2 separate regions of the Homo sapiens genome follow, and region 2 is linked to region 1. A link is an interaction called in ENCODE POLR2A ChIA-PET data of the cell type or tissue named here. Cell type or tissue: CD4-positive, alpha-beta T cell. All regions are shown on one strand. Links, peaks and the distances in the headings refer to the core of each region. The heading gives the core; the rest is flanking DNA. Region 1 overlaps MAP3K1 (mitogen-activated protein kinase kinase kinase 1). Region 2 has its middle 40 kb from the start of LINC01948.

The links. Peaks named below come from ENCODE experiments on the same cell type or tissue, not always from the same donor. Only the 100,000 strongest peaks of a DNase experiment are listed, where the experiment ranks them.
Region 2: POLR2A ChIA-PET joins it to region 1 with 5 read pairs; 2 of 35 experiments call an interaction of 5 or more read pairs at or near these places.

Annotation. Positions count from the first base shown.
Region 1 is chr5:56,870,946-56,876,341 of GRCh38, forward strand. MAP3K1 (mitogen-activated protein kinase kinase kinase 1) reads left to right here. Exons shown (of 20, transcript NM_005921.2): 7 at 965-1,086; 8 at 1,696-1,777; 9 at 1,880-2,060; 10 at 4,087-4,365. Among named protein-coding and RNA genes, the nearest start is that of SETD9, 36 kb to the right of the region's middle. In CD4-positive, alpha-beta T cell, for the core only: no CTCF peak of the experiment used is centred there; no DNase peak of the experiment used is centred there; H3K27ac peaks cover 302 bases.
Region 2 is chr5:56,438,672-56,444,067 of GRCh38, forward strand. No RefSeq gene overlaps it. Among named protein-coding and RNA genes, the nearest start is that of LINC01948, 40 kb to the right of the region's middle. In CD4-positive, alpha-beta T cell, for the core only: no CTCF peak of the experiment used is centred there; no DNase peak of the experiment used is centred there.

The sequences.
Region 1 (5,396 bases), core at 116-5,115:
GCAGTCTATATGAGAACCTGGTTTTCTGTGCCATTATCAGGGCCAGATGTTACCAATCTATTATTTTTTATTCCAATTGCCTTTTTATTTCCTTTGTCCATTGTACTATTTATTAGTATTTTTCTAACTGATTTTTAAAAGTACTTTGTATGTTAGAAATACTCAAGTATATGCAATATAATTAACCATTATGTTGCGATTTTGCCATAAATGGAATCATCCTATACATGGTAGTTTTATTTTGACCTCATTTATGGATTTCTCTGTTCCTTTTTAAAGGCTTCAAGGTGTCTGGGTTTGCCATAATTTGTTTAGCCTCTTTTTGGCATTCATTTGGTTGTTTTGATTTCTTTTCGTTATTCTAAATAATATTGCAGTGGACATTTTCATACATATATCTCTATATATTTATCTTTTTATTTTCTTACGATACATTCCTAGAAGTCTAGGTGAAAGATTGTGTACACTTAAAATGTGATGTGTTCCTAGATTCATTTCTGGGAAAGTTGGATCAGTTCATACTGCCACCAGAAATTTCTGAAATAGGCATTTAAATTTAGGATGTGGAATCTTTGAGCTCTAAGGTCCGCCAGTACTTAAAATCTTGAAACTGGTACCATGTAGTGTATTTTTATACATAGTCAAACCTGTTGGTCTATTCAAAAGGTACAGTAGCAGAATTTGGGGGATACAAATGTTTCTTTCTAAGATTGCAGTCTGTGTATTGAATTGTTTTCATAGCAAAGAAGGTTAACTCACACCTACAATCTATAAATACTCGTGTGTTAATCTGATTTTAAATTACTGTATATTAATAGTGTAAATATGTATCTCTTAGTTATATAAGATGCTCTTAAGAATTTCTAATGTATTTATATTCTAAGCAAGCAGAAAGTGTTTTTAGCATATCCGTTCTACTTTATATTCTTTTATGCTTAATACTTTTTCTTCCCCTTTTCTATAGCATAAAGGATGAAGAGGAACAGATGTGTCCTATTTGCTTGTTGGGCATGCTTGATGAAGAAAGTCTTACAGTGTGTGAAGACGGCTGCAGGAACAAGCTGCACCACCACTGCATGTCAATTTGTATGTGGCTCTTTTTCTCCCTATGCTTACTCAACACAGTTGCTCTCTGAGCTAACTATGTTATTTAAGAGTGTAACATGGCTTGAGGGGAAATTGGTGAGAGAATAAAAAAAGTATATCTAAGTCCTAAGTCCTATGTGAAAAGTTTTCAACAAATGGGAATGTAGGATCTTTAGGAGATGACCTGTGTGAGCAAAGAAATGCAATAAAGTGTGTGTGACATATGTGATAATGGAAGAAGTGCACAGAATTAGAAACAATTTCAATCTGGAAGGTATACATGAAGGGAAGGAGGTGGAAGAAGACCTGGGCAGGCATTACAGAAAGGCTAGCATCAAAGTAAGGTTTGGAAGGACTTTACCTGGTAGTCAAACAGGGCAGAATGTTTTGAAAAATAGTAAGCAGAGTACATGTTATCAGAATGAATAAAATAGCATTTGCAAATCAAAATCATTTAACCTGCTGTGTTTACTTGCTTTCAGATAAACATTTAATTAGATTATTTTTGAGGTTCCTTCTATATAAATTCTATAATTATAAACAGTTATGAAATAAAAATAATGTTAAACATTTACATTTTTGTAAGATTTTGTTTCTGTAATTTTTCAGGGGCAGAAGAGTGTAGAAGAAATAGAGAACCTTTAATATGTCCCCTTTGTAGATCTAAGTGGAGATCTCATGATTTCTACAGGTAATAATTTTGAAATGATACGGATATGTTTAATTTTTAAAAATTTCTCAGTGTGGTTTGTCTTAATTTTTTTAAAGCAAGTTTTGTTATTTTTCATTTTAGCCACGAGTTGTCAAGTCCTGTGGATTCCCCTTCTTCCCTCAGAGCTGCACAGCAGCAAACCGTACAGCAGCAGCCTTTGGCTGGATCACGAAGGAATCAAGAGAGCAATTTTAACCTTACTCATTATGGAACTCAGCAAATCCCTCCTGCTTACAAAGATTTAGCTGAGCCATGGATTCAGGTAAGTAGTTCTTTGTTTTTCATTTCTCAAAGAAATATTTATAGATCAATTAATGTATTTGTCTCCTTCCCTCAGTTGTTCATAATTTAAAAAAACACTTTTACTTGCCTCCATCATGACCTTCATTCCACTGGAAATTTTAATGTTACTTTTGGTATTAATACTATACTGCTTATTGTACAGCTTCAACTTCAAAACTTCTTGTGGTTTCACTTCACATATCTAGAAACATCTCTTCCTGAACTAACGGACATACGGGGTTATTCAAGGATAGAAGGATAGAAACCAGAACCCTTCAATGCTAACTTTTCCCAATGTTTAATCCCCGTGCCTGCCAAGAATTTTTATCATGTTTCTTATTTGCTGCCATTTAAAATTAATTTCTCTTTTCATATCCTAATGGCATACAATGGGTGCTTAATAATTGCAGAGGAGATGAATAAGAAAAAAATATGTGATGGTTACCTTGAGTTCATCATTTTTATTTGTAAGAACAGTTTCCCATCCCTTTACCATCTCTTCTGATTGAATGTTTTTTCATCCTCAGTAAGTAGGGCTTTTTTGTCAGTTGGTTTGTAATGATTTTCTTGGTTGTTGAATGCTCAGTCTATTATTTTTTAAATGTAGGATCTAAAACCAGACGGGTCTCCAGTAGACAATAATAAAGTAAAATAATTATTTTCAATAATCTGTTAAATTCTGTTGAATTAAATTTGTGAACAGGTGCATTAACACATTGAGCTTATATATCATTAGGATTTGTTACATTTTTCTTTTGTGACCATTACAGTCCTGCAGCTTTGGAATTCTCTTAGCATATTAGCAACCCATTTATGAATCTAATAAAATCTGCAAAAATATTAAACACATTCTTGTACCTAGTTCATTAATGAAATTTAATGAACTATTAATGAACATAGGCCCTCACCTGCCCTTTCATGACCCATCAAAGAACTCTCAAGTTGATTCTGAGCTGTTAGAGTTCATTCTTTCAAGCATATGGTCTAGTTTGTTTTGCCTAAGCTTTAGGTCAGACTAGGCTCTACATTCCTAGCTTTTTATTAAGCATGTTAGGTAAGACAGTTAAAACATAGGTAGTGGTACACTACTTAACAGTACCAGAAGCTCACTATATTCTAGTTGGTTCATTCTCCCATAATATCCCTTTATAACAAAACATATGTAAATAAGTATGTTATGATCTGTTTTTCAAAAGTTGTGTTTATTCATCTTTAATATTTAGGCATTTTTCACATAATGAATTATCTTAGGTATTAAGCTTACTTTTAGCTAATTGGCCCATAATGTCAAGACCATTCACCCTTTCCTCACTGTAGGGACTCTGGCTTTTGGGGCATGGTATTGACGACGATAACAGCATATACTATAATTCTACGTCTACATTTATCCTTTGCTTACTCGAACACAAGCATTTTTTCTTCAGTTGTTTGATTTGTCCACTCCATTCGTTTTACAGTCCTACCTGTTTTGTCTAGTTTTTTAAACCTTTTTATACAGACAAAAACCAATTAAATGTGTTTTGCTTATTGCTCTTGTCTGTAAGAGAAATACTCTATATCTCTTGAAACCTTCTCCTGGTGCTTTTTTTGATTTGTTTTTTGTTTGTTTGTTTGTTTTCTTAATCTTGCTCCAGTTTTTCTCTTTAAACTACCTTAATATGAATACAGAGTTGAGGTTTTCACAGTTTTTTGGCGTTTTGGTAAGCATGTGGGACAGTAGAGGCATAGAATGTATGTATAGCCATCTAGTGACTTAATGGAGCTTATTATTAATTTTACCTGAGCTAATAAATATTAATGACTTTGGATAATTATCAGTTAAACTTGAGTATAAAATTCTTCCTTATGATGCTTAAGTGGCTGGATATATTTGAAGTTGTGAAGGATGGTAAAGATTTCAGAAATGTCCAGTTTTTACGTAGTAATCAAAAATGATGCTAAACTCAAAATGCTCTGGGTCCATAAGCTTTTCTTTACATTGAATTCATCGTGTGTGTTTGATACAGGTGTTTGGAATGGAACTCGTTGGCTGCTTATTTTCTAGAAACTGGAATGTGAGAGAGATGGCCCTCAGGCGTCTTTCCCATGATGTCAGTGGGGCCCTGCTGTTGGCAAATGGGGAGAGCACTGGAAATTCTGGGGGCAGCAGTGGAAGCAGCCCGAGTGGGGGAGCCACCAGTGGGTCTTCCCAGACCAGTATCTCAGGAGATGTGGTGGAGGCATGCTGCAGCGTTCTGTCAATGGTCTGTGCTGACCCTGTCTACAAAGTGTACGTTGCTGCTTTAGTAAGTAGCTTTATTCCATAATCATATCATTATGGGTTTGGGGTTTTTTGATGGTTCGTAGATAGTGTTTTTAAGATACAATAAAGCTACTTTACCTAATTTTGGAAAATCCAAATTTTATTTTTATTCCATAATTCCAGGAAATTACAGCTTTTGTTTTGTTTATTTGAATTTTACTGATTTTTATGATGTCCAAGGTTTCTTATATAACTGTTTTACTTTTTAGTTTCATTGTTTTAAAGGCTTTGCAGGGGTATCCAAGGGAGAGAATATAGTCATGGTTTCTTAGTTTCTGTTTGGGCCAGTAAAGCTCCTTCCTCATCCTCCTTTTCCACTTACCACTAGAGACAGACTAAAAACCATGGCTTCAGGCTGCTAAAGCCTAAAACAAAACAAAACAAAACAGAACAACAACAAATAGGGTGAGCTAGACAAGCTTGCTAATTTTTAAAGATTTTTTTAATGTCTTGCTGTTCATATCTGTACATTTTTCTGAGCAGATACCTTATACATGACCAAATTAAAAATGCTTTTTGGGATGGCAGAGTCATCAACGTTATTCTGATTTTTTAAAAAATTTATCAGATATTAAGGAAGATATGTTTTTAATAAACATTTTGATTGATTTTTAATAAACATTGTCATGTGGAGATTCAAAAGCCTTTTCAAAGAAAAGGGTTCCATGACATAGATCATTGAGTTGTTTTCCAGTTTAACCTGTTAAAAGTTCTTTCATGGGTGGAATAGAGTGACAAGGAGGTAATTTAGGAGACTAACTGGACTTTCTCCATTCTGCGTATATGTCTCTTTAGGGCTTCTCAGCCTCAGTACTATTAACATTTGTTAGATAATTATTTGTTGGAGGGTGGGGGGAGGGCCAGGGATGTTGTCATGTGTGTACTGTGGCAGCATCTCTGGCCTCTACCCATTAGATACCAGGAGCAAACCCACCCCCACCCGATCATGCCCCCAGTTATGACAACCAAGAATGTCTCCAGGCATTGCCAAATGTCTCCAGTGGTCAAAACTGC
Region 2 (5,396 bases), core at 106-5,105, 430 kb before region 1:
ACCTAATAAAGCTGAAGTTGTGCTCACTATCTCTTACCTATCCCCAAGGAGACTGGTACATGGATGTTTATTATTACAGCTCTGTCCGCGACAATCAAAACATGGGAGGATCCTAATGTCCACCAGTGAGCAGTGCATACACACAAAACCACCACATGGGTTCTTTATGGGCATAAGCACATGCTGAGAATGATACCCATCTACTTAAAGGTAGGGATTATCTTGGCAAAGAGAAGAGAGTGTGAATGGGGTTCTGGTGGCCTCTAAATACAGCCATACATCGCTTAACAATGGGGATATCTTCTTTCTTTCTTTCTTTTTTTTTTTTTTCGTGATGGAGTTTCGCTCTGTCGCCCAGGCTGGAGTGCAGTGGCGTGATCTCAGCTCACTGCAACCTCCGCCTCCCAGGTTCAAGCGATTCTCCTGCCTTGGCCTCCTGAGTGGCTGGGATTACAGGGACCTGCCATCATGCCCAGCTAATTTTTGTATTTTAATAGAGACACGGTTTCACCATGTTGGCCACGCTGGTCTTGAACTCCTGACCTCAGGTGATCTGCCCACCTCGGCCTCCCAGGGTTCTGGGATTACAGGTGTGAGTCACTGCGCACGGCCACAATGGGGACACTTTCTGAGAAGTGCGTCATTAGGTGATTTCGTTGTTGGGTGGCCATTGCAGAGTGTACTTCCACAAGCCTAGAAGTATAGCCTATGACACATCAAGGCTATAAGATACCGCCTATTTCTCTTAGGCTACAAACCTGTGCAGCATGATACTGTGCTGAACACTGGGCAATTGTAACAAAATGGTAAGTGTTTGTGTATCTAAACATATTTACACATAGAAAAGGTACAGTAAAAATATGGTATTATAATCTTATGGGACCAAGGTGATATATGTGGTCTGTTGTTGACCAAAACATTATGTAGTGCATGACTGTAATTGTATTTCTTAAAAGACTATCTGAAACTAATTAGTCAATATATTGAGGTAGCATTTATGTAATCTTGATGGTGAGTACATAGGTGTCTGTTAACTTATTGTCTGTATGTTTGAAATATTTTATAAGTAAAAATACAATTTAGAAAAAGGTGGCATTCAGGCAGTGATTGCCCTAAATGAAACCTAAAACGATCCACAGAGCTTTAAATGCTATTAGAGGAATAGGTTCATTGATTCCATAAATATTTATTGATTGCCTTCCCTACAGTAAGTGTTGTGCTAGGTGCACATGAAACATTAATTGAACCTTGCCCTTGGATTCACTTGCGGGCCATATTACAGCTGGCAGTGATTATGAAGGTCCTTGGAAGTCCAGGTTAGTGTTACCTTATGCTGAATTCTGCTCTATATTAGGCCATCTTGTAGGACCTTTTCAAGTGTACTTTATCTTGATATAAGCCTGGAAAAGCACATTATAATAGCTAATAAGACCTAACGTAACTTATAGAATTCTAGGCATAGCCCTAAGCCTTTGCATGCATTATGTCTTTTTATCCTCACCACAACCTTATGAGGTAGGTACTATCATTACCCTCATTTTATAGATAAAGAAACTGAGGCACAGGAGGTTAATTAATTTGAGTTACGTCACCTAGCTAACTAGTAGAGCCAAAATGTTCACTTTGTCAACTTAACTCCAATGCACATCACTCTTAAGGTCTCTTTTGGTCTGTCTGTCCTTGTGTAGTTACAGTTGAACTTTAAGTTCTCTGGGCAATGCTTCAGGACACCTGTTTTATGTGTTATGGAAGAGCAGGATGCTGGGTCTGGAAAGGACCCTTAAAGTTCATCTGGTCCAGTGGAATGGTAAGGTGTGAGCTTCATGAGAGCAGGAGGTATCTTCATTCCATCATTGATGAGTCCCCCTGCCAGTTACATAGTAGTAGCTCAGTAAGTATTTATTGAAAAAATGAGTGTTGAATAATTTTGTTTTTTAAAGCATTTATTCAAACCTCCAATATTAAACAGATCATATCAGAGATGCTCTGGTTAAAGTTTTTAAGTGGAGGTGGGGCCCAGAGTTCCACAGTCTAGAGCCTGCTCTAGAACTACCCACAGCTTGAAGGCTACTCATCTAATCCAGATCCCTGCAGTACAGATGAAGATGCCTGATGTCCAAGGAGGTTTAGTGTCCTATCAAAGACCACTCTGCTAAGGAGGAACAGAGCTGACTTTTCTGATGCCGAGTCCCAAAGTTCTTTCCCCCACCACAACATAAGGGGGTAGCCTGGCCCCCAGACTCCTTACAACTGAGAATATACTTATAGGAAAACGACAGCTGCTTGGCACATAGATGGTTATGTAATTCAAGTTACTCAAAGACAACCTTAATTTACATGTGATAGCTAAACAAAGATTTTCTGTCTCATAAATTAAGAATGAGCAATTGCATTGTCTACTACCACATCCCATGAAATACCTCTAAACTCAGAGAACTCTTTGTTGGTTTTAAAAGATACCAAGATCCATTTTATTGCTTGTTTGAAGATTATTCATTTTATGGCTGAAGGGAGATTATGGCACTTTTGCTATCCTCCAGCCTTTCCCCCATCCTCCAAGAACCTTTCACCCCACCTGCCTTGCCATGATGAAAATGTTACAGGAAACACTCAGCAAGGGGTTGCTCGGAAGAAACCTGTGTGAGAATGTGTGCCTTCGTTTGGGTATGAGAGGGTATCTACCAGCAGGGATGCCCATCCAATTATCTCTCCCGAAGGCGCACTCCCTATTCTTTTAGGAGCATATTAATCATTTTTACTCTTCCACAGGCATTTCCAGTGTTGTCAAAACAGTGCCTGCCTGCATCTGTTTTCTTCAATTGGCCTGGGTTCCAGGGAGTGTTTGTGAGAGAGGAGAGAACAAGAGATTGACAGTCTTGTGTTGACATTTTGTGGCTGTTTGGAAATGAAAACAATCCAGGTCTGATGTTGTAATTCCTCCTTTTATGGGCAAAAAGCAATGTCTCAGCATGAATGAGCATAACCGAACACACTAGGACACACCCCAGACACACTGTGTACTCCCGGGACACTCACCATGCTTTTAGTTACTGCTGTTGTAGAATGAAAGGCAGAAAAGGTCTTTTATTGAGCCAAAGAATCAAGAAATCTTTTGATTCTCCATACCCAAATCTCCTACTCCAGTGGGATGAATAAAATGTCAAAGAGAAAAAAAAATCCTGATTTTTTAATTTACTATATATATATGTCTTTTTTTCTTCTTTTCAAACTATAATATTAATCACAACTCAATTTTTAGTTACCCAAGTAATAGATTTTCATTGATAAATATGAAAACAATATAGATAAACAGAACTTCTCTTTACCTATTCCCCTAATCTGACACTGTTCTTCATTGTATATCATTATTATCCCTCCACTGCACATATCTCCAGGCGTTTTCTAAGTATTTACATTCATATATGTCTATTTGCATATAGGAATGCACATATTTATTTGGTGGGAATTTTTGTTTAATATATAAATTGTTTATATGGTACATATTTTACTATGACTAGCTTTTCTAACTTAAATATGTGTTGCATATTTTCTTCATATCAGTATGTATTCATTGATCTTATTTGCTTTAAGAGAAGTATAATCTTTCATAGAATGGATATATGGAAATTTATTTAATTATTTCCCAAATGATGAAAATTTAGATTATTTTCAATTTTTTATGATTACAAGCAATAGTGTGATGAAATTTGTTGTACTTATCTTTTTAAGCACATGTGCCAATGTTTTCTATGGAATAGACATGAAGAAATGAAATTTATGGGTTAAAGGGTAACACTTGCTTTTTAAAAGCAACAATAAAAACTATCTATCTAACTGTCTTAGCTTGAGCTGCCATAACGAAGTATCACAGACCAGGTGGCTTAAACAACAGACATTCATTTCTCACAGTTTTGGAGACTGGTAAGTCCAAGATCAAGATGCCTGCAGATTTGGTTCCTGGTGAGGGCCGTCTTCCTTACTTGCAGATGGCCACCTTTTTGCTGTTTCCTCACATGGTGAAGAGAGAGAAGGCTCTGGCTTATCTTCCTCTTCTTATAAGGACACTAATCCCATCACGGAGAGGGCCCAACTTCATTTAAACCAAATTACTTCCCAAAGACCCTATCTTCAAATACCATCATATTAGGGGTTTGGGTTTCACATATGTATTTTGAGGGTACACAAACATTCAATCCATTATATATCTATTTATCTGAATTGGTAATAAATTCCTACAGAAAAAAATTACAAAGTCAGGATCAAGCGGAATCATAAATCTAAAAGCAGGCAGACAAAAATGGTGGATTTTAATTTAACTATATCAATAATCACATTAACTGTAAATGTTCTAAACACTTTATTAGAAAACATAGATTGTCAGATGGGATTAAAAGAAAATAGCAAGACTCGACTCTATCCTACCTACAAGAAACCCACTTTATATCTAAAGACATAGATAGTTTAAAAGTAAAAGGAGAGAAACAAACAGTAGTCTAACACTAACAAAAAGAAAATCAAAGTGCTTAATAACAAACCGGACTTAAGAACAAGAAATTATTACCGGGGATGAATGGGTATTAGATTATAATAAAGAGGTCAATTCATAAAGAAGACATAATAATCCTAAATGCGTATGCGTCAAACAAAGTAGCTTCAAAATACATGAAACAAAAATTGACAGAATTGAAAGAGTAAATAGACAAATCCAGTTATAGTTGGAGTCTTTAGCACTTCTCTCTCAGTAATCAAATAGAAAAAATAGACAGGAAATTACTAAGAATGTAGATAACCTAAACAGCACTGTCAACCAACTTGACCTAATTGACATTTAGAGAGCGCTTTACTCAGCAACAGTGGTACCTCAAAAATATTAAAAGAATTTAAATCTTCCAAGGTATGCCCTCTGACCATGATAGGGTTAAAGAAGAAATCAATAACAGAAAAAGATTTTTAAAATCCCCTAATATTTGGATATTAAACAACATATTCTAAGTAACCCATGGGTCAAATAGGAATTCACAAGAGAAATTGGAAAACATCTTGAATTGGATAAAAATAAAGATTCAAAAGGTCAAAATTTGTAGTACAGCTAAAGCTGTAATTAGAAGAAAATATGTAGCATTAAATGCTTATGTCAGAAAGGTAATTGGAAAACTCACAAAATTGAAAAGAGCAATGGAGAAACAGAATCACAACAAGCAAGAACAAGGGACGAGGCAGTAGCTAGACACATAGCCACGATCATGCTTCCCAGCAGCTCTGCATCAGTTGCAGGCTACTGGCTGCCACAAGTTGCCTGGAAGCCTCTCTTGGCTCCAGAAATTGGTTCTTACCACCCCAGCTGTTGCCACCCATAACAAGAATGGTTTCCTTCATTTCTTGACACCAGCTCTCTC